2 separate regions of the Mus musculus genome follow, and region 1 is linked to region 2. Evidence: chromatin loops called from intact Hi-C (ENCODE). Cell type or tissue: heart. All regions are shown on one strand. Each heading gives the region's core, and the rest is flanking DNA. Links, peaks and the distances in the headings are about the cores only.

Region 1 (15,474 bases), core at 5,790-10,789, 160 kb after region 2:
ATCCTCCCATGACAGCAGGGTGAGACCATCGGGACCAGATGACATCAGCATGAAAGAACTTCCCCTCCTAAACAGCCTCCTGCCTGTCCTCCCTTCCCCCAGCCCCAGTCAGGGACAGTTCATATCTTCCTGAACCTGCCAGCTAAGTGATTATTAAGTGACTCAACCTCTCAGGGCCTCAGTTTCTGTATCTGAGAAGTGGAAACTGTTTCAGCTTCACACAAATCATAACGTTAAATGAAGTAATACGTACAAGTGTGAGGGTTACAGCTCTGCCCACAATAGGCAAGCAACAAGAACTAGCTATGATTATATTGCTGTAAACTGCAATCACAAAGTCACTCAACAAACATGTCCAATATCAAGCCATAATCATGATACAGGAGACACAGGTCAGAACTTGAAACCAGAGGATAAACGGGTAAATCCAAGTGTCACAAGGTGGTGGGGGTCACAGATTGCCAAAAGGACCACTAACAAAAGGGATGATGACTAATGAGGTGGGAGTACCAGATGGACCTGGAATATGAGAGTCAGTCAGACATTTGAGAAACAGAGAGAAGCCAGGGGTGTTGGTGCTTGCCTGCAATGTGAGTGCTTTGGAAGCTGAAGCTAAAGAATCCTCTGGACCAGCCTGGGCTAGGAACAGTGAGGTCTGGGCTACCCTAGGCTACAGAGACCATTTCAAAAAGAAAACAATGACAAAGGGAGGCTGTTCCAGGAAGAATAGACAGCAGGGTGTGGAAAGGCCTAAGACTGGAGCGAGCCTTCTGTGCTTCCAGGCCAGTGCAGAGTGTGTGGGAGTCCAGCAGGAGCAGGAAGTAAGGTTCAGGGGGCAGGGCCAGACCCGGAACCAAGTTGCATCACCATGGCTGTCATCATCCCTTCTTTGCCCCTTCCGCCCATCTACTCACACCCTTCTCGTGCCCTGCTCCAGACAGGACTCCCTCACTCTCCACTCACGGTCCCTCACGCCCCAAATCCAGCCTCTTCATTGGAAAGGCCCTCGGAAGCCCATGGCCTTCAGAGGGCACAGGACTAAGGGCAACACAAGGGGCCCTGGATGTCCTGGGCTGGGCACAGGCAAAGGTCTTGAGGACCCTTGGTGTGTACTGAGTAACACAGCGACACTGACTAGACTGTGGAAGAAACTAAAACCCAGAAATGAAGCCCCTGAGGTAGGGGTGGGAGCTGGGAGACCCACAAAGCTGTTCCACTCCCCAAACTAGCTACTCCTGAGGCTATCTGCGCTGAAAGGAAGCTGGACTTGTCAGAGCCAGCCCACCCCAGCTGGTCCTAGAAGGGGACAAAAGCCAGCTGGGGTTGGGGTAGGGCTATCCAGGAGGCCTCTCTGGTCCTGCACTCGCCAGGGCACAGCCCTGATCAGCAACAGTAGTAGCTTGGAGTTCCAACAGCCTCAGCTCCCACTCCACCCCTCTGTCTGCTGAGACCAGGCGTGGCCCTGGAAAAGGCACCGCCCATCTTCCATGATGCTCCACTGGGAGCTCAAGATGGGGCTGTGGCTCTTGCCCAAAGGGGCTCAGGACTAGACAGACCCTAGTGAGCTTCTGCCAGAGACAAATTCTGACAAAATGAAATGCCCATGGTGATGTCACGACTTCCAGACTAGGTACCCACGTGTGTTTTTCTGTATGTGAACATGTAGTGTGCACATGCATATGTATATGGAAGCATGTTTACGTACATGATCACATGAACACACATCTGCATAATTATGTGGGGTGATGTGCTTATAAGTGTATGACCAAGTGGCCATAGATATGGGGAGAAGGGAGCAGGGCACACACAACTGTGTGTGCACAGGCTTGTCACTGTGTGCATGAGGAAATAGTGCCTAGCTTCCCCTCTAACTTTGTTATTGAAACAATCTCATGTAGCCCAGCTGGATGCCACCTAGGGCTTCCTGAATCCTAGGCAGGCACTCTGCCATCTGTCCCCATCCCCAGCTGTGGACATCACGTCCAGAAGCACCCTCAAGTACCAGCAAGAGACCGGGGGCTTTCTAATGTTCACTGAGGGATGGGGGTGGGGTGGGGCATGGCACAACACACCTCAGGGTAAGAAATGCACCCCTGAGCCAGACAGCCAGGGTCTGGAGGGCAGAATGCTACACCCACCCTGACTGTCCACCAGAGAGAGCATGTCAGACTCCTATACTGAGAAATGTGGCAAAGGGGCCTTCTAGCCAAAAATAGCCTGGGAATTTTCCACAGGCCTTATAGCAAGCCCTGGAAGATTCTCGGAGCCCAACTGGACAGCGGTCTGGCCTCCCCAGCCCCTTGTAGTCCACCTCATAACCTAGTGCTGCTTTGTGTTAATACAACTGGCCAGGCCCAGCACCTTCTGTGCCTCAAAGCCCCCAGTTTCCAACATGTCTACCCCTGCCTCCCATTCCCATTTTTGAGACTGGCTCAAGTTGGCCTCAAACTCAAGGCAATCTTCCAGCCTCAGCCTCTCTGATATTGGAATTACAGGTGTTTTGTGAGCCATCACGCCCAGCAGGGAAGGATCTTTTGAGATAGGGAGACAGGTGCTTGCTTACAAGGGAACCTAGGTGATGTAGGCCACTTACACTTCAGTGAAAGAAGTCTGCTTCATAGCCCCTGAAGGGCAGGAAAGTGAAAGGTGGAGAAACAAGTGCTTGAGGAGGCTGGAGGCGTCCTTCTTGGGCATGGCCAGAACTTCTTGAAGCGTGTTCTGCACACTTGGACATCTATCATCTCCCAAGGCTTTGTAGCGACAGCCTGGCCACTGGTGAGTGGGTGAAAAGACTCAGGTCAGACTCAGGTGAAGGCTAAAACCTCAGCGCCTCTGCCATGGAGGGAGAAGCCGGTGCCTTCTCTGACGCCACAGGGGTTCATAGGCACTAGAAATGAGAATCCCTTTCCTGCTAGCCTGACAGGCAGACACCTCACCATTTCCCTGTCACCTGAAGCACCTGAAAGCAGATGCAGCTACCCACACTTTAGTGCCCCCAGGACTCTCTGGCCAGTGGCCAAAAAGGGAACTCCAACTCCACAGATGTGGGTGGAGTTAACGTGTCTTTGCTTGGTCAGTTAGCTGGGGACTGCCCAAGGTTGCTTTTTGATTCTGGGAAGCCAGGATCTCTGGCTCTAGCACTGACCTGCTCCCAAAAGCCCCCAAGTCTGCCTTTCTAAGGGATTCCCAGAGGGACAGCTGCTGCGAAACTGCCCAGCTCCCAAGATGCAGGCGTTGGGGAGGGTAGGGGAACACATATACAAACTGAGACGTCAAGGTTCATCTTCACCCCCAACTCAGCCAGACTAGCAGAAAAGAACCCAGAGCCAAGGGAAGATTAAGACTGATCAGCTAAACGGACACAGGGATCCTGGAAGGCACAGGATGAGAAGAGCAGGGGTGTGTGTGTGTGTGTGTGTGTGTGTGTGTGTGTGTGTGTTTTCGTGCGTGCGCGTGCTGTTGAGGCTCACAGCAGCCAGGCTAGCCAGCCACATGCTGCTCCATTGTTCTGAGAAGAGAGAATTCAGTGAGAGTAGGGGGGGGGGGATATCAGGGGCGGGGCCTCTGAACACAGAAGAGCAAACAGTACAGGATTAGGAGACAACCCGTCCCTCCAACAGCCCAGCTGGGACGCCCCCTCCCCTGCCTCCCTCCCCTCAACTGCCAGGAAGCTAGAAGCTCCAGATTAGAGTCCAGAAACCCAAAGCAGTCCCTTCCAATAACGTCATCCCACGGGGCAGGCCAAGGAGACCTCTTGGCCTCCTAGCCCTGAATTGCCTCACCCCACCCCCAGTTCTGCTCACCTTCCAGCCTGATTGTTTCCATCTTCTCCTAGACCCACTAATTCCCTGCCTCAGTTTGACAAGGACCTTGCAAATCCCAGTAGCTCAAAGCTATAGAGGCAGTCCCAGCCACACTGCAGAGCAGAAGGTGGGCTTAACAATAGTGGCCCTAAGGTGTGCACAGTCACACTAGGAGAACCCTCCCCTCCCACAGCTGCCAGATATGAGGCACAAAGTCTTCCCCTTGCATTCGCAGGACTAAGAAAGCCAGCTCCCCCAACCCTAGGCTGGGCTGAAGTCAGCTTACTCTGACCCCAATTCAGCTCATGGTCACCCTGGAGGGTGAGGTGATGCAAGGGCACAGAGTGGCAACCAGGCTGTCGTCACCCAAGAGGCGATGATAGGGGGGAGGGAGGCCAAACTCTGAGGAGACCCCTGTCCCAGACCAGGGAATGGCTGAGCTGAGGCTTAAGGATCACTTAGGGACACAATGAACAGTCAGAGTCACAAAGCCGCTAGAGAAGGCCCTGTGGGAAAGTTCGAGCCTAATAGGACAAAGAACAGGAACATGGGACACAGATTGTAATTCGAGTTTTTAAGTGGTTTGAAGGATCTTGCTGTGGACAGTTCCTCTGTCTTAGTCTCCCCAGTGCTGTGAAGGAGAAGGAAGTTATTTACCGCAGCTGGCCTTGAACTAATTATGGAGCCACGATTGAACCTGAATCCTGAATCCTTTTTACCTCCCCAGTGCTGGGACTGCAGGCATAACCCACCACTACTGGTTTAATGACCAATTATTTTTCATTCTCTCCCTCTGGCTTCAGCTTGGAGAGAGAACATACTAAAAGCACCAAGAAGTAACAGTATGGTCAAGAGGGGAAGGTTTTTAAAAAGCCCCTATTTCTCCAGACACTTAGGCTAGCCAGCTCCCTCTATTCCAATCGGCGGGGAAGGGTGGGGGGGTCTCCTATTTTGCAAAGGGGCACCTCCATCTCTCAGAATCCAGGCCCTGAAGGAGAAGTGGGAATCTACAGCTGACCCTGCACAGACCTAAACTGCAACCTCAGAAAACTGTGAGCTCAGAGCCTGGTTTTTTTAAACAAAAAGCAAAACCCAACCTTGCATTTCCGGCCTGTAAACAGGACCGCCAGTCCCGGTGAAGTTTTCCTCTGTGCCCTAAGGCCCCCATCCTGGCGCAAACACCAAGCGAGCGCGCCCTGCCGCTCCTCCTCCCTACAGGCAGCCAACCGCGAGGGGTCAGGGCGGTTCCCCCTCTCCGGGCCTGGCTACTGTCCCGCCGCCCAGCATGCAGCTGGCGAGGCCCGGCCGTCGAGGACAGCTCCGCCTTCCTCTAGCCGCGAGTCTCCAGCACCTCCAGCCCGCCAGAAAACGCAGAGGGCGCGCCTCCTACGCTCAAAAAACAGGTGGCCCAGAGAGAAGTACTAACCGAAGTCAGACAAGTATCGGTGTTGTGGCCACACCCACCCGTCTCCCCTTGGGGACGGTGAGTAACCCGCGCTCCCCAAACTAGCCCGGGCGACTGGAGCACGTCCCGGAGGTGGGGGTGGGGGGGCACCCATCACGGAGCTGGAGAACGAGAAGGCCCCACAGAGGGGAAGCAAAGTGCAGAGCAGGCCTCGGCCCCGTCCCCGCGGCTCCAGAGATCCCGCGCACCATCACGCCCATCCCTAGGGTCCCAGGACCAGCCACTTACCTGGCGACACGTCCTACTCCTCCAGCTGCTGCTCTTCGACTGCAAGAAAAGATCGGGGACTTGGGGCGTGGCCGCGGGGCAGGGCGGAGTGTGAGACCACGCCCCTTGGAGCTCCGGGCCAATGGACGCGCGGCCCGGACCTTGGACTGGTCGGGGAGGAGGAGCGCGGCACAGCTGCTGCCGCAGGACCTTTGTGTTGATGCCCCGCGGGCGGGAGCCGGGGACTCGGCAGCGGCTGGAGGTGTTCTCCCCGCCACTCGCGGGTCTGCGGGCGCCCAGTGCCGGCCCGGTGCCCGGGAAAGTGGCACAATCGGGTCTCGGCGTGCTGTGCCTGCCACTCCCCAGCACAAGTCCGGCCCCAACCTGCCCTTGACTCGAGATAAGCGGGCGCCTTTTTTTTTTTTTTTTTCAAGAATTAAGAGATAGAAGGAAGGCGAGAGACAGAAAGGGAAATATAAAAATGAGAGGAGGGAGGAGTTGTTTTGTTCGTTTTCTATTGTCTAATTGATTTATTCTTCGTGGGCTGATTTTGAGACAGGATAGCCTCAGACTCCCTAATGGATTTGAGATGGGTGTGGGCACCAACCCCATGTTTTTTCAATTTTTATTTCTACTGAATCCCTGAAGCTTTATGTACTGGCTGGTTTTGTGTGTCAACTTGACACAAGTTAGAGTCATCCGAGAAAAAGGAGCCTCAGTTGAGGAAATGCCTCCATGAGATCCAACTATAGGACATTTTCTCAATTAGTGATCAATGAAGAAAGAGCCCAGCTGGTTGTTGGTGGAGCCATCCCTGGGCTAGTGGTCCTGGGTTCTATAAGAAAGCAGGCTGTGTAAGTCATGAGGAGCAAGCCAGTAAGCAGCTGTCCTCCATGGCCTCTGTATCAGCTCCTGCCCAGTTCCTGTCTTAACTTCCTTCAATAATTAACAGAAACATGGAAGTGTAAGCCAAATAAACCTCTTTCTCCCCAGTTTGCTTTTTGATCAATGGTGTTTTCATGGCAGCAATAGAAACCCTTAAGATACTTTATCTGTGGAAGTAAATGGTGTTTCTTCCAATTTTCAGAAAAGGAAACTGAGGCACAGAGACATGCTGTGATCTATCTCCATGGCCAACAAAGAGAGCAAGCCCTCAGCGTGACCCCCCCCCCAGGGTCAAATTCATATTTCCTAGGTGTGGGAAAGAGGTTCCCTGTAGGTGTGGTAGGCAGCAGCCCCCAGTCTTCCAAGAGATAGCTCATCCCTACTGAGACCCTCTAGACCTACCCCCAGGGCATGCTGAACCATCAAAATCAAGAAAGCCAACTCCTCAGGCAAAGAGAAGGGCTCCCTCGGCTCTCTGGCAGGGGGACTAGAAAATGGTACAGTCACCATTCAGGAAGGAAAAAAAAAAAAAAAGACAGATGCCCAGGCACGTGCCCACGAGGAGACTGAAGTATATAGTCACACAAGCTTTTTGGACCCCTCCATGATCGGTTTATTTATTTTTGAGGCAGTCTTCTGTGACCCAGTATGATTATGAACCATGGCTGTCACCTTTACTGGATCTGCAGTCACCTAAAGAGACAAGTCTCTGTGTATATCTTCTTGGCTAGGGAAATTAAAACGAGAAGGGCCGCCCTAACTGGAGACAGCAGTAAAACCTTTTTGGGTTTCGCCAGCTTGCTTTCCTGTCTTCATGATGGGTGCATCTGCTTTGTTGCTGTTGCTGCTTCCACCATCCTTCATGAACATCAAAACCTAGCGTTTTCCACCTTCCAATCTGGACCAAAGACCAGCGACTCTCCTGGAATCCTCCCGATGTTTAGTGCTAGGTTGGGCATTCTGTGTTCCTCTGTTCTCCGCCTTCTGCTTTGCAGCAGTGTCTCTCACTAATCTAGAATCTTGCCATTTTAGCTCATCAGCAAGCTCTCAGGAGTCACTCATCTCAACCCCAGTTCCCAGCGTTGCAAGCATGTGCAGCTATGCCTGGCTACTCCTGTGGGCACTGAGGGCTCCCGCTCAGATCTGTTGCCTGTAGAGCATGCACTGTAACGCACTAAGCCGTTTCTCCCCTGGCCTATGTCACTTTATGCCAGACTTTGTGCTAGACGTCGGGACGTGAAATAAGCATCCAGCTTGTCTCCATCTGAGAGGGCAGAGACTTCGGATAAACACTAGGCAGGTCCTGCAGAACACTGGACACAGTCTCGGGGATATCCAAGAAAGGGGAACTACACCTAAACCCATTTCTCAGTTCCTGTCCCTCTCTCTCCTGTTCACGGCTCAACACCGCCCTCTAGAGGGAATTTGAAGACAGTGTGAGGGGGGTCCTCCTGATGAGGGGTTCCTGTTCCTGAGGTTGGTAGCCAGGGATGAGGAACAGGCTTGGGGTCTACAGACGAGGCCCCCAGCTCTGCTCCCACACTTGTATCTGTGGGACTAAGGACCTGTACAAGGCTGGACCCTACCTAATTGGACCCCACCAGCTTTTACGTCTAATTCTGAAATAGATATATCAAGACAATTTGTGGATTTTCCAGGGAGGCTGGGGCCAGCTAGGCTGAGATGTTTCTATGATGTGGGACCCATGACAAGGAATCAGTCTTCCATCTTCCGGGTCCTGTAAACCCAGGCACCAGAAACAGGAAACCACTGCAATAGTCAGGTGTGTGTTTGTTTGTTTTGGTTTTTCGAGACAGGGTTTCTCTGTATAACTCAGAAATCTGCCTGCTCTGCTTCCCAAGTGCTGGGATTAAAGGCGTGCGCCACCACCGCCCGGCTTGTTTATTTTTATAAGATGGACTCTCATGTCATCCACACTAGATTCAAACTCACTATATAGCTGAAGATGAGCTGGAATTTCTGATTTTCCTGACCTGAAACTCAAAACAATCCTCCTGCCCCAGCATCCTGAGTTCTGAGATTGCAAGCATGTACCACCATGCCTAGCATTCCTCAAATTCTCATGTGTGTGTAGGGGGGTGCGGGGGGCAGAGAGAGGGAGATTGGTGGTGGGTGCTTGTACCACGCATGCTCTGGAGGGTAGAGAACAACTCCCACCTTTACGTGGGCTCCAGGTCACCAGGCTTACATGGAAGCCTCCGCCCACTCTGAGCCTCTATTTGAGACGGGGTCTCATATAGCCCAGGCTGGCCTTGATCAGTTCAGTAGCTGATGATGACCTCAAAGTTGTGATTCTCTTGATCCAGCCTCCCATATATCAGGATCACAGGCATATGGCACCATGCCTGAGTCTCTCTGATTATTTTATTTTATTTTATTTTTTTAAAGATTTATTTATTATATGTAAGTACATTGTAGCTGTCTTCAGACACTCCAGAAGAGGGAGTCAGCTCTCGTTACGGATGGTTGTGAGCCACCATGTGGTTGCTGGGATTTGAACTCTGGACCTTCAGAAGAGCAGTCGGGTGCTCTTACCCACTGAGCCATCTCACCAGCCCTCTCTGATTATTTTAAAGGTACCGCATCTCTTGAAGAGTTTGGTGACCAGGGTGAGAAGGGTCCAGTCCAGCTGAGTGAAGGCAGGAACATGGAGCAGGGGACGGGTGGCAGGTGGGGAATCTGGTCTCCTGAGGCTCTTCATATGCAAGAGGAACAGTGTGGTCAGCGCCTGCATTGGGAGGGTGTCTGCACTGTGGACACGCCCGTGTGTAGGCAGACGCTGGCACACACCCAGTCTGGTTCCCCACAGATGATGATGGCGGTTTGCTTTTTATTACATTTTTATTTTGTGTGTTAGGTGAGTGAGCATATGTGGCCAGGGATTGAATTCAAGTTATTGGGCTTGGCCGCAAGCACCTTTACCTGCTAAACCATCTGGCCAACCCCTACTGCTTTTTCAACCACATTTGATACACTTCTCAGTGTGGTCCTAGGATGAACCGTGGCTACCAGGGTCTGAGTCTTATTATGACCAGGATGCTACACTCTCCTTGTGCACACAGTGGTGATTTAGTGCACCTCTCCCATCAGTCCACATATCAGGAGTTGAACTTGGGTTCCTAGGATTCACCAAAGCGTGACTTCCTTGAGCCATTGAGGACAAAGCCCCCCACCCCCAACACACACACACACACACACACACACACGCAGGACATGAATCACCTTTTCTCTGTTGGAGCCACTTCCTCCCAGGTGGTCACCTACCTGTGCTTAGCCCTTTGCAAGGCAACATGTCATCTAAGAACAGAGTCCTAGTCCAAACACATATCCCTCTCTGTACTCCAGTACAGTGGCATCTTAAGGCTTTTTTGGTTTGTTTTTCAAGCTCCCCATATGTAGCCCTGGCAGGTCTGGAACTTGCTGATAACTACCAGGCTGACAAACTCATGGAGATGGAGATCGCTTGCCTCTGCCTCCTGAGTGCTGGGATTAAAGACATGCATGTACCACGATGCCCCATCTCATTTTAGAGCCTTTCCACCCTGTCCCCTCTGCTGGAACTCTGTCCTCCAGATCTCCCCAGGTACCTCCCCTCTAGTTATTATAGCTCAGTGTTCTTTCCTCTGAAGAGACCCAGTGCTTGCTCTGGACTATACATATTTTCCCCATGCTGAGCCATCTCATTGGTGCTCCCCAGGGGAGTCCTCCCTGACCTTCTGTAGCCCCTCCTATACCCAGCCCACACAGTGTGCCCTGTGCGATGGTTATAGCACTTTCCGGAGTCCTTCTTTCTCATTCCCCAGCGCGCACTGGGTCCTCCTGGGAGAAAGAATGAGCAGGCTGAAAGATGGGGTTAAGCAGCCTTAGCAGGCTGAGATCTAGCTCGTGACTTTGGGCTGGCTTCTTGACCCCTCTTATGAATCCTTACCTCTCCCAGCCTTGTCTGAGGGTTACTGGGTGAGAGTGGGACTTACCATCAAGGCAAATGAAGTCCTAGGCCGATTTATGGCATGCTGGTCTCCCCCTGGTGGTTGAGGGTTAGAATTGTCAGGGCACACCCTCCCTTCATTCATAATTCCATAGTTCATTCATACTTCCCAGTTCATACCCATCTCATGAAACCCAAGCCTGTGTCAGAGGGAATGAGATCCTCAAAATCCTTGCACTGGATCTAGCTCAGTCTGTAAGTGCTTGTGTAGCATTCACGAAGCCCTGGGTTAAATCCCCAGCACTACACACAGCCAGGTGCTAGCCTGCCTGTAATCTCTGTCTGAGGCCAGCCTGAGACCTGTGTGACCCCGTGTCAAGAACAGGATCCTTAGAGCAGGCAGCCCCTATTTCTATCCCAAGAAGCGACATTCCAGTGGACATAAGAACCCTAGGCCTCAGACCATGGCATCCAGAGGACTCCAGGCAGGGTAAAAAACTGTAATTCAGCACTCGGAGGCTGAGACAGAAAGATCAGCACAAATCAAGGGGAGCCTGGGCCCCACAAGACTCTGTCTAAAACAAAACAAATGAATGAAAACGGTGATCTAAAACTGGCATCCGGATAGCAGTGGTGGCGAACGCCTTTAATCCCAGCACTCAGGAGGCAGAGGCAGGCAGACATCTGAGTTCAAGGCCTGGTCTACAGAGGGAGTTCCAGGACACCCATGGCTACACAGAGAAACCCTGTCTTAAAAAAAAACAAAACAAAACAAAACAAACAAAACAAAAAGCGAGCTGGCGAAATGGCTCAGCAGGTAAGAGCACTGACTGCTCTACTGAAGGTCCTGAGTTCAAATGCCAGCAACCACATGGTGGCTCACAACCACCATAATGAGATCTGACGCCCTCTTCTGGTGCTACTGAAGTCAGCTACAGTGTACTTACATATAATAATAAGTAAATCTTTGGGCCAGAGGGAACAGGGCCGACTGGAGGGAACAGGGTTGATCAGGGTTGATTAGAGCAAGCAGAGGTCCTAAAAATTTCAATTCCCAACAACTACATAAAGGCTCACAACCATCTGTACAGCTACAGTGTACTCATATACATAAAATAAAATAAATTAATATTTTTAAAAAAACCAAAAGCAAAGCAAAACAAAACCAACACAGATGACATCCTACTAGTTTTATTTACTGGGAAATTATCTTGATTACCTTGACTGGGGTGGAAAGTCCAGCCCACAGTGGGTGGCGACCGTGCCCTGTGTGCCCTGGCAGGATCCCAAGCTGTGAGCTGCAGACACAAAGGGCTGAGCGTCACAGTGGGTGTCAGTTTTCCTTGCTGTAGACTTAAGCTGTCCAGCCCTTTCAAGCCACCCTGACTTCTCTGCCGTGGTGGACTGTCCCTTGAACTTGAAGCTGAAGCAAACCCTGCCCTTCAAGTTTCTCGTGTTAGGGTATTTATCACAGCAAGAAACATGAAACTGAGAACACTGGATGTGCACAAGACCCTGGGTTCCAGCCTCGCAACCACATAGAAACAGTTGTGGTGGTGTAGACCCATAATCCCAGCACTTAGGAATCAGAGGCAGGGGGACAAGAGCTCATCACTTTCAGCTGTGTAACAAGTTTGAGCCTGTCTAGCAACACCATGAACTTCAAATGCCCATTCACTTTGTACGTTAACCTTAAACCTAATTTACAATATTCAGATGTGCAGAGATACTGAAATGATTGTGCAGTGAGCAGTTCACTGCTCTTCCACCTTAATCCCACCCTCATCAGCACGGTCACACAGCTGTTTCCAGGGGCCTGAGATGGATTACTTTCATGACTGCCACCACCCAAGTTTTTGGATGCTTAAGTTCCTTATAGCAAAAGACGGCCGGGCATTGGCCAACTGCCCATGCTAGAGATGTGGCTCAGTGGGTAGAGCGCTTATCTTGAATGCACAAAGCCCTGGGCAGATCCCCAGCACTGAGAATACTGGGTGTGGTGCCACTCTTAGAGAAGCCCACTGGGAGAAGGGCTTCTGCACTTAGAATCTAGGGCAGGAAGACTGTGAGTGCCTGGCCAGCCTAGGTTACAGAGCAAGTTCCAGCCCTATCTCACAAATATATAAAACCCCCACCAAGGTTGCAATTATACCCATCCTTCAGATGCATGGTAAGGAACAGAGTTAAGGAGAGGTAAGCTCTCCCTGGGTTCCTGGAGCTAAACCAGCAGGGGAGGCTGACTGGACTCCGAGAAGGCACACACAGGTTTGTGAGTATGTAGGTGTAGACCATGTGACTAGATTTTATTATTTTTTTAGACAGTGTCTCCTATAGCATAAGCTGGCCTTGAACCCACTATGTAGTTGAAGATGACCTTGAACTCCTGACCCTCCCACCTCCACCTCTCTGATGCTGGTTTATAGGTACATGTCACCACATTTAGCTTATGTCCTGCTGAAGATCGAACCCCAGGCTTTGTGCTTGGCAATTACTCTACAAACTAAGCCTGTTTGTTGTTTTGAGACAGAACTTTGTATGCAGTTCAAGCTGACTTGGAACCCACTATTAAGACCCAACTCAGCTTGGCTTTGAACTCATATTTACAGTGATCCTCCTCTCTTTACTTCTCAAGCACTGGGCTTATTGGCATATGTATGTATGTATGTATGTATGTATGTATGTATGTATGTATGCATCTATCAGTGGCAACACTTAGCTCACTCTTCTCTTTTCTTTTCTTTCTTTTTTTTTGCAGGAGCCAGTCAGTCAACATGACTGGGAGAGTGAGGATGATTATAGGAAAAGCAGAAAGAAGATGCAAGAGACAGAGATGGGAGGACTGCAGGCCAATGCCACACTAGCAGCAAGTGTATTTTCTGTCTTTTAAAGGCAAGCAACACAAAGCATGACCAATTCCAGGAGGTTAAACAATGACCACAAATGCTTATCTGGCAAGTTTATGGTACACACTGTTTGACTAAACCCTGTTCCTCCAGGCTTGAACAGTCTCTCAAGGATTTATGCATAAATCTGCGAACTTGGCCAGGAGTGGAAGAACTTGGCCAGGTATATTGCATGCATGTCTTAACTAAAAACAGACAGATGTTGGCAGATTCACTCTTGACTAATTCCAAGCAAGAAGTCAGCCAACGTTAACTCTGGGGTGCACGCTCCCCACACTTCTTCCTTCCTTCCTTCCTTCCTTCCTTCCTTCCTTCCTTTCTTTGTTTTGTTTGTTTGTTTTACTGTTTTTTGTTTTGGGGTTTTTTGGGGGGGTTTATTTGGTTTTTTCGAGACAGGGTTTCTCTGTGTAGTCCTGGCTGTCCTGGAACTCACTCACTCTGTAGACCAGGCTGGCCTCGAACTCAGAAATCTGCCTGCCTCTGACTCCCAAGTGCTGGGATTAAAGGCGTGCACCACCACTGCCTGGCTCTTCTTTCTTCTTGATAAGAACTTATTATGTACCCCAGATTGGCTTTGAATTTTCCATCCTCTTGCCTCAGCCTCTGAAGTGCTGTGTGAAGACATCACACAGGCCAGTGACACCAGGCCTGAGTCCATACTTACCTACATTCTAACTGAAAGGACACTGGTGGTGACTAGCACCTCCATCATGACTCACATCACCGTGTCTTAGCTGGTCTCCCTACTCAGCTTACAAAGCTTCAACCTGCTGTTGGCAGCGAGGCAGTAGTGGGTATGGAAGGGTCCTTCAGGCTGAGTCATAGGCAGGCACCCCCCTCCCTCTCCAGAGGGACGTGGACACAAGAGCCCCTGCTTTGTGCACCAAAGACATCACAATGGCTGGCTGTGGCAGTTGTAAGAGCTCTCCTTTCTCCCCAGCGGGGCCTCTCCAAGGAAACTTCTGGAACCAGGGGCCCGTCCACTCAGAACCTGGAACCCCCTGAGTCTGCTCAATGAGTACTTCTGAAACAAAGGACTCTCATGGCACCAAGAGAGAACCCTGACCATGGTGAGGGACCTCATTCGGGTTGAGTGAGAGCTTGAGGAAGCAAGAGGTGGGAGGGACAATGTACTGGCCTTGGGGCTGATCCCATCTCCTCCCCCGAGTCTCACTGACCCCTACTGCCCAGGTGACCTGGGAGGGACAATGGGCAAGTTAGGCCTCCAGCATACCACTCTCTCTCCTAAAGCATCACATGGAATCTGCCAAACAATACTAATGGCTCCTACATCAATACAACCTCCAGGCAGTACGGCACATAGGACAGGGCAGGGGTCAGGAGGTGGAGCTGCCTATATTCTGAGGTGGCCAACGAAGGTGTTTGACCCACCTCTGAAGTGTTTCCTCTTTGGAATTCCTACTGACTACACGTAAATGGCCGAGAGGGTTCAGGATGCAGTGGCCTACATAGTTAATCCCAGCACTCAGGAGGCAGAAACAGGCAGATCTCTGGTCTACATAACGGAGTCCCAAGACTACATAGAAAAACTCTATCTCCAATAAAAATAAAACAAAATGAAATGAAACAGGACCCAGGGTTATTCAGCTGCGCCCTGGCCCTGTTGGAGTTGGGCTGACTCTAGTACTGGCCACATGTGCTTCATTTCTGACGTTTGGTTTCTTCTTTGTAAGAAAAGCCTAAAAACTGATACCCCCTGAGTCCCCAAAGTGGAGACAGGAGGGCTACATGGTCAGGGGCTGCCTATTCTGCTTGGTCCTGCTCTGGAAGGAGACTCTACAGGAAGCTGTGAGGGGAAGTCATGGAAATTGGCTCTGAGGGGAAGCTCTGAACAGAGAGAATCACTCTTAACTACTAGGTCCTGCAAATTGGGGTCAGGCCATTGGTGAACAAGCCCAGGTCACTTGCAGGCACCTAAAGGTTATACAGAAAAACTCTGTGAATCTTCCTGTCCAGCCCAGATCATGGTGGCTTTAAAAAAAAAAAAGCCATGCCTTTAATTCCAGCAATTTGGAAGACAGAAGCAGGTGGATCTCTGTGAGCTGAAGACCAGCCTGGTTTACAGATCAAGTTTCAGGACAGCCAGGGCTACACAGAGAAACCCTGTCTCAAAAACAAAACAAAACAACCCCCCAAAAACCCAAACAAACAAACAACATGGTGTTTCATTTTGGGTGGTGGCTTATACCAGAAATCTCAGCACTCCAGGCACTGAGGCAAGAGGGTAGCAAGTTCCAGGCC
Region 2 (15,474 bases), core at 4,502-9,501:
TGACGGTGACCCTTGCACTTCCTAAACCCACTTCCTGAGTGGTTGGATTGCAAGTGTGCACCTGGTCCATAGAGAGCTGAGAATCAAACCCAGGACTTCACACAAGCTAGGCAAGGACTCTGAATCTCCCTCAGCCCTCTGCCATGGTGTCTCTCTCAAGCTTGGAACTCTGAAAATCTCAGGCATCACTGATTGCAAGATAAAGTTATGCCAGATCAGCTCCGTGTCAGACGCCCAGCAGCTTCAACTATAAATGCTGTTGGGTCTTACTAGTGAGGGTCCTCTCAGATGAGGAAAGGGAAAGGCAGCTCGGGTCTCCTGGTACCCTAGCACAGAGGCGAGATACCTGGGAAGAAAGAGGAAACCATGCGAGGCTCTCTTTTCATAGTTATACCTCAGCTAAAATGTCACACTGCCCCTAAGCAGCAAGACTGAAGCCCTGCCCTGCCCTGCCCTGAGTAAGTCCTCTTATCACTTCTTCCTCCTGAGCACTTAAAAAAAAAAAATTGGACTTAGTTTTCTCTTCAAGACGGAGTCTTATTCTGTAGCCCAGACTGGCCAAGAACTTACTACATAGCTCAAACTTGAGGCAATCCTCCTGCCTCCTGAGTGCTAGGATTACAAGAGTGTACCACCATGGCCAGCTGTCCTTCTGAGTACTTAGGAGAAACTACTTCCCTTAGTTACAAAATTCTAACTTTTTGTGTACTGTATCCCAACTCCTGATGGAGGCTTCAAGTCCCCCCGGTGAGCACCTAACACAGAATAGTCACTAAATGCACTAAGTGTTTGTTAGACTAATGGGTGGGAGGTCACTGGGGTGCTGGAGAGTAGTTATGTGCCTGCTGGTTCTCAGAGGGCTCGTGGTTTCCAGCACCAGATCAGGTAGCTTACAACTGCCTGTGATTCCAGCTCCAGGGACTCAGACACCTCTTCTTGCCTCTGAGGGTGCACATACATGGCACCCACAGAGAAACATATACATATGCAAGCAAATAAAGATAATTATAACAAGTGAATGCTGCAGTTTGAATGAAAATGGCCCCATAGTCTCATATGCTTGATTACTTACTTGGTCCCAAGTTGGTGGAACTGTTTGGAAAGGATTAGGAGGTGTGGCCTTGTGGGAAGAGGTTGTGGATGGGCTTTGAGGTTTTAAAATCCATGCCATTCCCAGTTAGCGCGCTCTCTCTCTGCTTTATGATACTGTCTTAAGATGTAAGTTCTCAGCTAATGCTCCAGCCTCATGCCTTCTTGTCTACTGTCATGCTCCCTGCCATGATGGTCATGGACACTAACCCCCTGAAATAGGAAGCTCTTTTCTATAAATTACCTTGGTCATAGTGTCTTATCGACGCACTGGAGAAGTAACTAAGACAGTGAGTTAAGTAACGAACTTTAGTCATCTTTCCCAATCAAGGAGACAGTGTAGTAGAACTATGCAAACAAAAGGTACACAGTGTGAAGTCAGACAGGGTGGCCCATCCTTGTAATCCCAACATTCAGGAGGCAGAGGCAGAACCGTGACAAGCTCAAGGCCATCCTAGGCTACATAGTAGCCTCTAGACCAGCTAGGAGTACATAAAGAGACCCTGTCACAAAAAAGTTACAATGTGTCTGTGCTCGTTAGGAGCCAGGAGATAGCTCTTGGATAGCCCTGCATTGGATACTTCTTATTGCTACAAGCAACAATATTAACCATTTTAATCATTTTTAAGTATACAGTGGAGCTCTGTAAGCATATTCACAATGTTGTACGCTGAGCCATAACTATTCATTTCTCAACACACACACACACAGACACACATCCTAGAAAACGGAGAGAGAAGGGAGAGAATAAGGGAGAAGGAGAGAGAGAGAGAGAGCAATGTTGTTATGGTGGCCACTCCTGTAGACCCAGTTACTACAGGTAGAGGCAGGATTTTGAGTCCCATAACAACCTGAGCTACATACTAACCGTGTTTAAAGGGGGAGAGGGGTAATGGTAGAAGGCTTAGATAGCTTAGTAGTTAAAAGCACTAGCTTCTCTTCCAAGGACCTGGGTTCAATTCCCAGCACCCACATGGTGGCTCATAACCTACCACCAGGGAATTCAGCACCCTCTTCTAGCTTCCATGGGCACCATGGCACACAGACATACATGCAGGCAAACCCAACCACACAATTCTTTGGTTTTGTTTTTTAATTGGGCTACGGGTGTGACTTAGTTAGTAGAGGGCTTGCTTTGAACGCATGAAGCCCCATGTTCCATAGCCAGCACTATATTAAACCAATGAGGAGGCGCATGCGTGTAGCTCCAGCACTTGGTAGAGGCATGAGAATCAGAAGTCTAGGTTTTTGTTTCCTCGTTGTTGTTTTGTTTGTCAACTTGACAAAAGCTTGAGTTTGCTGGGAAGAGGACCAGTAGGACTATCCCTCCATCCCAGCCTGGCCCGCACACAAGTATATGGGGACATTTTTCTTGATTGATGAGGGCTGTAGGAGGGCCCTGCAGGGAGGACCATCTGTGGACACTCAGTGGTCCCGAGTGCTGTAAGAAAGCAGGCTGAGCAAGCCAGGAGCAAGAAGTCTCAAAGGTTTCCTCCACATCCTCTGCTTCAGGTCCTGCCTCCAGGTTCCAGCTTGCCTCTTCCCTTCATGGTGGACCATGCTGTAAACTGAAATAACCTTTTCCTCCCCGGGTTGCTTTGGCCATGGTGTTTATCACGGCAATAGAAACCTAACTAAGACCCAGTCAAAGGCTTAATGCTAGAGAGTGTCTGTCTGGTGCTCACAGTGTAATGCCATCCGTTTGTTCACAGTACTGACGGAGGAAAAGAAGAAAAAACCATTGCAAGTTCAAATTTCAGTCATGAAGATTTGGCTCTGCCTTTTTGTGTGTTTGTTTCCCTAACGAGTTTATAGTTGTAGATCCTAAATCAGTTTGCCTCTGCTTTCCCAGTCCTGGAATTACAAGCATGCACACCACGCCTGGACTTCTTTTGGTGGTGGTTGTGTTGTTTTGGGAGTCATGACCTGATTATGGTAGCCCCAGATGGCCTGAACTCAGTGTAAGCCTGGGGCTAGATTCTTACACATAAAGATCTGCCTGCCTCTGCACCTCAAGTATATGTACCGTAAACCCCTGGCTATGCCTGGGTCTTTTTAACCCGGGTTTTAGGGATTGAACTCGGGCCTTTATGTGTTTGAGGCAGGCACATTACTGACTGAGCCTTCTCCCTGACCCCTTAGCTTTTGGGGTATGTGTTGTCCAAAGCACAGGCCTGGAAAACAGATGTATCTTGTAACTGGACTCCAGACAAGTTCTTCCAGGTCTCTGGGCCTCAGTTTCTTCTTCTTTGAGTGAGAGAGGGCCATTATCTCTGATCAGAACCCAGGCTCCCTTTAAGCTTCACACTCTCCACACTCTTCACCTGCATCCCCACAGTGGTACCCCATCCCTACCCTCTCGCCCCTACTCCTCATCCCCTACCCCCACCCCCACAGCTAGAGCTGCCCTCTGTCCTAGAGGACAGTTGCTGAACTTAGAAAAGTCCTCCAGAAGGACTCAGTGTTCTCTCTGCACTCCCAAGGCAACCACTCTCCCAGCAGTAGGAGACCTGCAGGACCTGGGAAGTAACTGCAAACGGCTGCCTCCAGAGGCTGACAGTTTTCTTCACAGGTGGCAGAGTGAAGCTATTTGAGAATCAGCTTGCAAAGCACCTGGCCCTAAACACCTCCTTCCTACTCCTGCTTAGCCAGAGAGAAAGCAGCAGCTTCCCTCTCAAGGGAGCCCTGAGGTAGGGCCCTACAGTGCTGTCCAGACCTGGTTGAGTGAAGAAGGCAGAAGAGATAATTAAAGGCCTTAGCTCGGGATGAAGCAAACTTTTCCAACCAAGAGCACATTGCAGCCGCTCAGCTCTGTCATAGCAGTGCCATCGGCCACACAGAAATGAATCTGGGTGGCCTTCTCCCAGGAAAGCCTTAGTCATGCTCGCTGACGATTCCATTCCTGAATGATCTCACAGGGCTTTCTTCAGATTTTTCTCCAGCCATTTAAAATAGAAAGCCTAGATTTAGTTCAATTTCATTCAAAATAAATAAATAAATAAGATGAGTCCTGGGCCTTTAATCCCAGCACTAAGCAATTTGAGTCAAGAGGAATCAGGAGTTCAGGACCAACTTGGGCAACATAAAAGAACCTGTCGAAAATATCTATCTCAGTCAAAAATAGTGGTACATGCCTTTAATCCCAGCACTCAGGAGGCAGAGTCAAGTGGATCTCTGTGAATTCGAGGCCAGCCTGGTCTACAAAGTGAGTCCAGGATAGCCAGGACTGTAATACAAAGAAATCCTGTCTCAAAACACACACACACACACACACACACACACACACACACACAGAGAGAGAGTATCTCTTGATGCATTTGGCCCATGAGCTAGATTGCCAAGCTACACTTAGATATTTGCTTTGATGTTGTTGTTGTTTTTTTTAATTTTAACTATTTTTTCTTAGCAGAGGAAGGTATGTATGTATGTGTGTATGCATGTGCATATTGTGTGTGTGTGTGTGTGTGTATGTGACTTTATAGCACATGCTCACAATCTCAGCACTCAAGAAGTTGAATCAGCAAAAATTAACCAGATATGGGGGCACATGCCTTTAAACCTAGGATTTCGGAGGCAGATGCAAGCGGATCTTTGAGTTCAAGACCAACTTGGTCTACAGAGTGAATTCTAGGACAGCCAGAGCTAAATAGAGAGACCCTGCCTCAAAATAACAACAAAAAGATTGCCAGAAGTTTAAGGCCAGGTTGGGTTATATGGCTAACAATAATAAATAGCAACCTTAAAAACAAAATAAAATTAGAATAATTCATAGTTTTAATATGCAGAGGTATCTATTTCTACCAATGAGATTATTTACCTATCCTTCCTCTCTAGCTAGCTTCTTGTATCATTTCTGTCTAATATGACAGCTACTCATTTTGTTTGTTTGTCTGGTTTTAGTGAGCAACAGGGGTGATGCTTGAGACGGAGTCTCAATCCCACATTGTAGCCATGCTGACCTAGAATTTGATAAATAGCTCAGGCTAGCCTCAGACTCTTGGCAATCCTCCTACCTCAGGCTCCTGAGAGCTGTGATTGTGTCAAGGATGACCTTGAACTCCTGATCTTTCTGCTTCTACTTCATGAATATTGAGATTATAGGTATGCACTATAAGATTGTATCTATCTACCTATCTACCTATCTATCTATTGATCAATCGATCTATCGACAAGGTCCTGTTACCTGGAACTCACTATGCAGAACATTCTGTCTCCAACTCTGCCTCTACCTCTCCAGTGCTGGGATTAAAAGTGTGTGCCACCACACCTGTAAGTTTTTTAAGGTGGAAATATCCAATTTCTCTCAAGAATGGCTGAGATGAGACTGAGGCAGCAGTACACAAAACTGCACAGTTCCTGGAAAGCCCACAGAAAGCGATAAGGCCAGAGCCATCTTGGGGGTCTGAAAAACAGGCGTTCCCATCCTTTTGCTTTAACTTGCTTTTCTTTACAAAGTATTCATTGTCCATTTGCTCTCTTTGGGCAAGCAATAAATGGATTATCAGCAGGCTTAGGTTTTAAGAAGAAAGTGCTAGATTTACAACACAGCCTCCAGAAAATTCCTTGGGTCAGGTGATAGGGATAACTTGGATAGCAACTGGCAGGACCTTCTGGGTTCCCAAGGGACCGAGGATCTAGGCTCTCACCTGCTCCTTAGTCTAGTCATTGTCTCTTTGGGGTTCAGTTAGGGATCGCAGTGGATTGCTTACTTGGAGTTGTTTCATTTGTTTGCTTATTTCTGGCCTATCTTGATCCCTTTATTTCTAGGTTTACAATCCATAATAACTATATATGAGGCTGCTTGGATTCCTGGACTCAACAGGGACCTCCAGGCTCTGTAAAAGTTGGCCAGATCATGACACAGTTGCCTGGGAAAATCCTAGAGGTGGTTAAATGTTTGCAACTTTGATTTTATCAATGAGTGATAACACCTTGTGTCCAAATAACGTTGGAAAGTTATAAGACCATTAAATATAAGCAAGCAAGTGAGCAACACACACTGCATCCCATCAAACTAAAATAAATCCTCCCTCCCTTTAAAAATAAACAAATAAATAAAAATAAAAAATGAAAAAGGAGCCAGGCATGGTGGTGCCTTTAACCTCAGCACTCTGGAGGCAGAGGCAGCCAGATCTCTGTGACCTGGAGGCTGGGGTGGTCTATATTGCAGGTTTCAGGATAGACAGGGCTATGAAGAGAGACCCTGTCTAACAAATAAACAAATAAATAAGTGAAATAAGAAAGACAAAAGGAGAAAGGGGGAGGAGATGGCTGAGCAACTAGGGCCACACACTGCTCTTGCAGGGGCCCTGAGTTCTATTCCCAACACCGCATTCTGCCAGCTCACAACCACCTGTATCCACAGCTCCAGGCAGTCCCAGGATTCCAATAGCCTCCTCCAGCATCCATACACATATACATAGACAGATAGACACGTGATTGAAATAAATTTTATTTTTAATGAAAGAAAAGGTGTGGGACTTGGTCACTCACATATTCGTTTTAACTGGTTTCCAGTGCATCTTCAATTTTCTGAACACATCTCTATTACATCTAAGATCTTGTTTCTACTCATAAAAGAGATAGAACCAATTCTGCCTTCCTTTACCATTAAGGAAATGGAGGAAGGGTTGGGAAAGAGACCTGTCCTGAGTCCTGACCTGACTCTCAGTTTAGCACTCTTATTGACCTGCTGTGCACCACTGATGCACCAGAAGGTGGCATGGAGGGCCAGTGCCGACAGGTGCTTTAGTTCTGTTTCAGGGCCCCGGATTCTCAGGTTCCAGAGACCAGATCCGAAGCACAGAGGTCGGGGTTGGGGTTCAGCTCCATTCATCAGCAATTCCCAGGATCTTAAAACAGTGATGTGGGGTGGGAGTACATTGAAGATTCGCCTTAGCCTGCAAAGTCCCTCCCTCCTGTAAGGAGAGGACTCCTAGCCCCCATCAGATTTGCTAGGGATCCTTCGGCTGCCTCTCCCCAAGTCCCTTGCTCCGGCCCTCGCGGCCCTCCTCGGAGACCCCCGGGCGCATCCTATCCACGGAGGTCGGACTCTGCCCCCGCCCCGCCTTCCCCCTCCCCCCGGGGGCGGTGGCCCATGGCGGGTGCTCTCATTGGCTGAGGCGCAAGCAAGGGCTAGAGGCAGTGGTGCTGATTGGCCAGGGTGGCTCGGCGAAGCTTGGGAGCCTGGTGAGTCGCTGGGGGAAGCGGAGCAGACGCCAGGCGCAGCCAGGAGCATCGGAAGGTGATCGCGCAAGTCCGGCCCGCGGATCGCAGCCTGTAGATCGCAGCCCGGGCCTGGAGGTAAGTGCGACGCGTCTGTACGCGCGTGGCTCGCCCTTCTGAAGGAAGCCAGAGAAGGACATCTTCCTCTAGAATCCGGGCCCTCCATCCAACCAGTACGCGGGATCCTGCTCCGAAAGGAAAGGGTCTCCCACCTCCCAGGCCCCAGAAAGCAAAACAGCTTCGTGTAACCTTCAGAAATGGGGCCGTCCGTCCTGCCCACTGGCTGGAGGGGGAAATCCCTCCCTCGTTTAGTCCTTGGAATAGAGTCCCCCCCCCCCCCCCAAGTGGAGTCCTGCCTCCGCTAATATCTAGACCCTTTCTCATCTCCTCCCTTTCCTAAAAATCTAAGTTAGGTTCTCTTGCTTCTCTCTCTCTCTCTCTCTCTCTCTCTCTCTGTCTCCTTGGAATGTTGAGGACACAGCTCGACAGAAGGGTCCTATCCCTCCCCAACTGTGAAAGTCCTGGAGAGTAAGACCCTCCTTTCAACAAGGACATCCCAGGCCAAATCACCTGCATGCCCATTCCAGAAACTAGGTGCTGGATTCTGGGGACAAATGACTTCTCTTCTATTCCTATGAAGTCTCTTCCCACCTATAGGAGAAGCCATAACCCCCTAAACAAGGCTTTTAGGGGCCTCCACTTCCCAGGCCTAGAGCCTCCAAACTCTAAGAGCACAGATGGCCTTGGCACTGCAGGACCAGCAGGCACCCCCTTCCACCCCCACCTCCAACACAAATGTAAAAGTCTGTTATTCAGTGTTACCCTACAGACGCAGGTCTCTCTCCGCCTGGACAAAGGGCTATCAACATAGAGAAGAGCTGTTGGCCCACTTCCAAGGGTCCCCTGTTCGTTTCTTGGGGCTGCCCCCATCAAGTCCCGTGGATATTGCCTGATGGAATTCCCTGGGCATTAGGCCAAGAGAAGGCTGCTGCTGGGCTTGTCCACTGGTCTAGGGACACTGTTGGCTTAGCTGTGTGCCTCCCTCACACTAGCCTGAGAAGGTCTGGTGGGGGCAGGTCAGGAGACAGGAAAAAATTGAATCTTGGCCTGTTCTCTGGATCTGGGATGTGGGTTGGGGAGAGAGATGTTTCCTGGAGGCCAAAGGACAGCTCTGGGAGGGACAATTAACCCTGCCTGCAATCCTACGATGTAAAAGAGCATCTACATTAAGACTGACCGTTCATTTGGTACCTGAACCAACTGAGGCACTGGCTCAGAGAGAAAGGAATGGCTCAAGGTCACCCAGCCAGTCACTGACAAAACCAGCGTAGCTCCTATAGGGTCACTGGGGCTCCCCAACACTAGCTCCAGTCTTCACATGTACAGTGGGCACATCTGGGCACCATGTCCACTCATCACAGGACGCAGCCACACTGAGAAAGGCAACGCAGAAGGAGCAGAATTTGTAGAAGGTCTGTGAACACTCCACAGACTCTGGTGGGATCCATTCCTGGGGGCTTAAGGGTTTCTGTTTTGCACCTTCTGCAGTGAAAAGCTTGCCAAAATCCAGATCAACCCAGTAGAATGGATGTTATCAGTTACAATAAGCTAGAGCCAAGGCTACTGTGAGGACCGCGGCTGCGTGACTGGGTTTGCTCCAGGAAGAGGTGCTGAGGAAGGTGCACCCCTTTCCTTCCTGCTGCCTCTGCTCATTCTCCCTGGCTCCCATTCTCTACAGCAATGGCTTGTCCCTGCTCTGCTCATTCTCCCTGGCTCCCATTCTCTACAGCAATGGCTTGACCCTGCTTAGATCCAGCGCCCTTTCCTGGCACACGGGTGATTTTCTGGGACCATTTAGTGATCACCAAGCAGTAGTGACCAGACCCTCACAGATGGGAGAGCTGGGGTACCAACTCTCCCTGCCCCTTCCTCTGTTCAGCTATCAGCTGGCGTGTAGCTGTCATACAAGAGCTGAGTTCAAGGTGAAAACGTAGGGTAGTGGTTTCCATCTGCTTCTTGGTGTGTGATCTTGGGAAGATTTCCTTTTCTCTTTCCTTTTCCTTTCCTTCCTGTTCTTTTCTTTTCTTTTTAAAGGCAGTCTCATATAGGACAGGCTAGCCTCCATCTCCCTGCATAATGGAAGATGACCTTGAACTTCTGATCCTTCTGCTTTCACCCCCTGAATGCTGGGACTGTGTGAGTTTACCACATCATCACAGCCAGCTTCCATGCAGGGCTGAGGCCAGGGCAAAGGGCTTGCTCCATGCTAGGCGGGCACTTTACCAGCGGAGCTATATCCCCTGACCTTTGGGGAAGTCCTCCTCTCTGTTAGTTATCCTCAGAGTAAAATAAGTTGATCCTCAAAGTATATAGCACATCTCATAAGTACAAACAGTGCTCACCATTTCAACTACAAAGGCAAATCAAGCCAGGCGGTGGTGGCACACAACCAATCCCAGGTGAGGCGAGGCCAGCCAGGTCTACAGAACAAGTTCCAGGACAGTCAGAGCTACACAAAGAAACCCTGTCTGGGAACCATCCTCTCAAAGAAGAGACAGCTGGAATGGGTAGTGTGTCAGCCGTGCCTCTGGATGCACCCAGGAATCTCTGCTGCAGACAGGACAAAGGCAACAGACAAACCCGGGCCATGGGAGAAGTGGGCATTTCAAGGAAACAGAGCAGTGTGTGCAACAGACCTTAAACCCAGTTGGAACCTAGGGCCAGCCATCTATTGACTACTTCTGCCTGGAGCAACATGCACAGTCATTGACTTCTCTGAGCCTCAGCTCCTTCTTTCTAGCCTGGAGGGTGGGCATCCATAGGGGTGGGCATCGGGTAAGGGGTGGGCATCAGGCCAGGGGTGGGCATCAGGTAAGGGGTGAGCATCAGGCCAGGGGTGGGCATCAGGTAAGGGGTGGGCATCAGGCCAGGGGTGGGCATCAGGTAAGGGGTGGGCATCAGGCCAGGGGTGGGCATCAGGAAAGAGGTAGCTTGCATTGAGGTTTCTTATTCTTAACCCCACTGGCACTTTGAGTTGGGTGATTCTCAGCTGTGAGGTTTATCATCTTCGTTGCATTTTACACACTTGAGGAAATCTCTCCCATTAGGATAGGATGGATTTATGGGTATGATGTCTGATGTGTGAGCATGAGTTTGGATCCCTGGCACCCACCTAAAAGCCAGGCTAGCCAGTTGGGGAAAGGAGACAGGTAGGTCCTTACTGAGCCAGTCTTGCCAAAAGGATGAGCTCCAAGTTCAGTGAGAGACCCTGTCACAAAGAATAAGGTGAATAGCAGTAAGACACCTAATGATGACCTCTGGACTCCACACCACACACACACACACACACACACACACACCCCATACACCACACATACACACACACCACACATAAACTCACACATGCACACACACACACACACACACACACACACACATATACACATATACATGCATACCACACATACACACATAAACCACACGCACCACAATACCCACACCCACACATACACACCACCACACAGCACACACACACCTCACATACACACACACCCTTACATCTCACACACACACACACACACACACACACACACACTCTCCAGATGACTCAATATCTGGTAGAGGATAAATTCTTCCTCCTCTCCCTCCTCATTGGGGACAGCTGGCCTAGTGTGGCTTCAGACATGGCTGGTGTTGGAGCTAAGCCCACCCTGTTGCCCCAGCTCCTTGCTGTGGTTTCTCCCTGATGGGAAGGTGGGGAGCGCTCTGTTGGTAAACCTCCATCTGTGTCCCTTTAGTCTCTGTCCTTTCAGGAGAACTCTGCCATTTGCAGAGCACCATTAGGATTCCCATTTCGCAGACCATAGAGATGAGAAGTCTGGTCAGAGAGCATCTTCCCTTTCCACACAGAGGCCTAAGTGCTGCTCGGAGAGAAGCGCTGGACATTGATTACATCTGTTTCTCTCCATGGGAGGGGGTTTGTACACGCCACAACGTGCATGCTGAGGTCAGAGAACAACTCTTTTAGGATCCACTCTTCCCTAATTGGTGGGGCCCCAGGATTGAATTCAGGTCTTTAGTCGTGGGAGCAAGTGCCTTTACCTGCTTGCTGAGCCCTGCATGTAATTTTAGAGACCATCTTGTTCGAGAGACTTTCTCAGAAAACGTGAGGCTCTCATACAGTTTAAATTCCATGGAGACCCAGCGGCCAGGGATTTGCTCCAGCAATGTCTCCACATGTGTGCAGATTACTAAGGAGCACCCACTTGTCATCCCAGTGTGGAAGGGGCAGCGTCCTGTATGCTCCAGTGGAGAAAGGAAGGGACTTTTTAGAATTAGGTAGATTTAGGCCCCAAGCCTGGAGAGGTGTCAGAGATGAGTGATTTAGTGAACTACAGTCACTGGGACAATATAGAGAGGATGGTCTTACTTTAAAAACATAATATAAATACACAAGAAAATGGGCAGTTAGGGGCCAGGGAGATGACTGAGTGGGTAGAGAGACTCATCACCAACGACCTGAGTTCCATCCTCAGGGCCTACAGAGCCAAGGAGAGAAACAACTCCTAAAAACTTGTCCTTCAGCTTCCATGAGAATACTGTGACGCACACACACAGATAAATGTATTTAAATTTTTTAAAGAAGATGAATCACCTTCTCACCACTTCAGACAGCTCATCAGTCTTATAGAAAGAAAAAAAAATGACAGTTGAAAGGATTAAAAGGAAGTCCTGAGAAGGGGGGCAGCCCGTTCGCATGTGTTCAGGAGGAGCCCTGCCAGTGGCTCCTGCTGGCACAAAGCGAAGCCCATACTTTGTGGATCCATACCTGATCCATACCTCAAGTTGCCAAAGGCAGAGGTTCAGACTTGTCCCCTGGCAAAAGACAGACCACAAAACCCTCCTAAGTGATAGCTGGGCGGCCCAGGGCCTGCAAGAGAGCTCAGCAGAGCAGATCGATAGCCCCATGCACCACCGTGCCTGACAGGGTTCTCAGCTGAAAGTCAGGGGAGGACTCTGGGGGAGCCGTGCTCCAGTGCCTCCTCCCATGCCTGACTAGCCTCTCTATAACACTAAACACTAAGCTCTTAAAGACTGGCTTCCAATCACACATTCCCTCAGTAATTCCAACTCCAAGGGCAGATTGTCCTTCAAAAGCCGCTTCAAAAGCTGTCTTATTTTCTTTTCCTTTTCTCCTCTCCTCTCGTCTCCCTTTCCTTCTTATCTTCTCCCCTTCCTCCCCTCTCCCCTCCCCTCCCCTCACTTCCTTTCCCCCAGCCCTTAATATTTTGAGACAAGACCTTATGTAGCCCAGGCCAGCCTTGCATTTGATATGTAGCTCAGGCTGCTCTCAAACTCATGACGGTCCTCCAGCCTCAGGATCCATGTGCTCAGTTGTAGACTCTGGCACCTTTATGGAAATTTTCCTTTAACCAGAAAACCATTTCTCCCTCCACCCACACCCTAGTCTCCCTTGGTTCCTTCACTGTTGTCTGGTTCTCTCCCCTTCATTCATTCCCTAGCAAGCAGGGCTTGTGCCAGTCTTGTTTGTGCCCACCTCCCAAATGCACTGCCAGGTTTCTAACAGTAAGAGACATCACTGCATGAATCTCTGCATTTAGAAAAATTATTTGTGGGGCTGAATAGATGGCTTATCAGTTAAGAGCACTGTATGCTCTTCCAGACAACCTGGCTTCAATTTCCAGTAGCCACATGGCAGGTGGCAGGTCTCTGTAACTCCAGCTTCAGGGGACTGACATCCTCACACTGACACCAATGCACATAAAATAAAAATAAATCAGGCATTTAAGGAAAAAGAAAATTATTTGTATTTTATGTGTATGACTGTTTTTGCGTGCGTGTGTTATGTGTGTGTGTGTGTGTGTATGTGTGTGTGTGTGTGTGTATGTGTGTGTGTATTATGTATGTCTGTGTGTGTTATGTGTGTATGTGTGCGTGTGTCTGTGTGTGTGTCTGTGTATGTTATGTGTGTGTGTGTGCATGTGTCTGTGTGTGTGTGTCTCTGTGTGTTATGTGTGTGTGTGCGTGTGTATGTGTGTGTGTCTGTGTATGTTATGTGTGTGTGTGTGTGCATGTGTCTGTGTGTGTGTGTTTGTGTGTGTTATGTGTGTGTGTGTGTGTGTGTGCGCGTGTGTGTGTGTGTGCGTGTGCGTGTGTGTGTGTGTGTGTGTGTGTGATGTGTGCCTTGTCCCTGAGCAGGTCAAAGGAAGGCACCAGATACCCTTGATGGACAGTTCTGAGTAGACATGTGGCTGCCGAGAACCAAGCCCAGGCCCTCTGCCAGAACAGCAAGTGTTCTTATTACTGAGCCATCTCTCCAGGGCTAGAGTCTAGTGGACTCTGTGAATTGTCGTTGTGAGAAAACAGACAATGCATTAAACCGAGTGTTTAAAGTACCTTATAGGATAACGTTCTGTGACATTAAGCATATCCAGGGCTGCTGTGACGTAACATAGCTCTAAGCTATCCTCATCACCCTGTAAGGAAGAATAAGTGGTCACTCCTCACGCCTTGGGTCCCAGTCTCTGCAGATTTGTCTGTCCTGAATACTTCCTATTGATGGACCTGTATTCCATGTGACCTTAGTGTTTAGCTTCTCCATGTCTGTGTATGCAGCAGTACTTCTTCCTGTTTTAGGAATGAACAATATTCCGTCATATAGGTTGATCGTGACTTGCTCCTGCATTCATCAGCCACCCAATAGGTGTGAGAAGGTGATAGAAATCTTGCCTACTGTGAACATGTGTGTGCTGGTCATGGCTTAAAGACCTGCATTTGAGCCGCAGGTGCAGCTCATTTGGTACAGTGCTTGCCTAGCTTGTACGAAGCTCTGGCTTTAAAGTCATCCACAGCTACAAATGAGCTTGAAGCCCACCTAAGGTATGTGGAGACCCTGTCTTTAAAAGGAGGGTAGGTATTTTCTGGAGAGGTGGCTTAGCAGGGAAAGTGCTTTGCCTGCAAGTATGAGGATTGGAATTTGGATCTGCAGAGCCTTTATAAAAACCAGGCAGACTCACTGGCCACCACCACCACCATCACATCACACTGGACATGCAGGACAAAGAGGAAGAAAAGCCTTCTTTCAGTATATACCCAGGAGCCAAACTGACAATCTGGGGCTGACACCCTGTTGAACCTGAGGAACTATTTACATTCCCACCTGCAGTGCGTGAGGGCTCCAGTGTCCACAAGTCCTCAGTAAATTCCTGTCTTCTTCTTTGTTAACTTAGCCTGCTCAGTGCGATGTTGCTACATTGTTGTTTTGACCTATATTTTGGTAACCGCTGGCTCTCGCTGTGGTATTGAGTATCTGCTGCTCATGTGCCTGCGATTCCTTAATGTCTCTCCAAGTCCTTTTTCTACTTAAAAAACAATTGTGGACTCAGGCTGTTGGGGCACCTGTTTAATCCCAGACCTGGGAAACAGACGGGTGAATCTGAGCCGAGCCCAGTCAGGACTAAGAGAGCTGCAAGGCAGCCTGAGCTACTTTGTGAGTAACCTCATTAAACGAAAGTTTCCATTAAAAAATTATCACATTAATTCATTAAGGGGTCACAAATGTATTGTGTGGTTGTGGAGGTCAGAGAGCAACTTCCTCCGTGTGGGTTCTGGGCATCAAACTCTGGTCGTCAGGCTTGGTGGCAAAAGCCTATACCCGAGTTATCTGATGCCCCTCATGTCCCCTTTGCCTGCTTTTCTACTGGGTTTGCCTTTCTAAATTGAAGTTGTGGTTACTTTATTTATATTTATGTTGGTTGGTTGGTTAGCTGATTGGTGTGTGCGTGCATGTATGTACATGCCACATATGAGGTCAGAGGACAACTTTTGGGAATTGGTTCTCTCCTCCATGTATGTTCTGGGCATTGAACTCAGGCTGCTAGGCTTAGCATCAAGCCCCTTTTCCCACTGAGCTATTTTGCTGACCCATGAAGTTGCGATTTGTGTCACCATTTCCTGGTCCATTTAAACTGTTGCTCAGTTCCTGTATAAGTCAGGAACTGTCTGTGACCTTGGAATACAGGCGACTCCAGGACAGTTCCTGCCCACAAGGAAATCACTGTGTAAAGCAGGTTTGCAGCCTCGACGCTGCTGGCTTCATAGGAGGGGGCAGCCATCTGCTTTAAGGCTTCTCTCTGAGAT

What was found. Hi-C counts contacts between places; a loop is a spot of excess contacts. Peaks named below come from ENCODE experiments on the same cell type or tissue, not always from the same donor. Only the 100,000 strongest peaks of a DNase experiment are listed, where the experiment ranks them.
Region 1: it touches region 2 in a loop (2.5-fold over the local background); 2 of 42 quality-filtered maps call a loop at or near these places.

Annotation. Positions count from the first base shown.
Region 1 is chr16:8,666,617-8,682,090 of GRCm38, forward strand. It overlaps Carhsp1 (calcium regulated heat stable protein 1), which reads right to left and starts at 5,537. Exons shown (of 4, transcript NM_025821.2): 1 at 5,497-5,537. Gm5767 (predicted gene 5767) reads left to right here and starts at 14,154. Exons shown (of 4, transcript NM_001324517.1): 1 at 14,154-14,282. The coding sequence starts at 14,255. In heart, for the core only: CTCF peaks have their summits at 7,791 (motif pointing left) and 10,413 (motif pointing left); DNase peaks (open chromatin) are centred at 7,795 and 10,342; H3K4me3 peaks cover 629 bases; H3K27ac peaks cover 280 bases.
Region 2 is chr16:8,506,183-8,521,656 of GRCm38, forward strand. Abat (4-aminobutyrate aminotransferase) reads left to right here and starts at 7,247. Exons shown (of 16, transcript NM_172961.3): 1 at 7,247-7,392. In heart, for the core only: no CTCF peak of the experiment used is centred there; DNase peaks (open chromatin) are centred at 7,179 and 8,259; H3K4me3 peaks cover 2,079 bases; H3K27ac peaks cover 1,708 bases.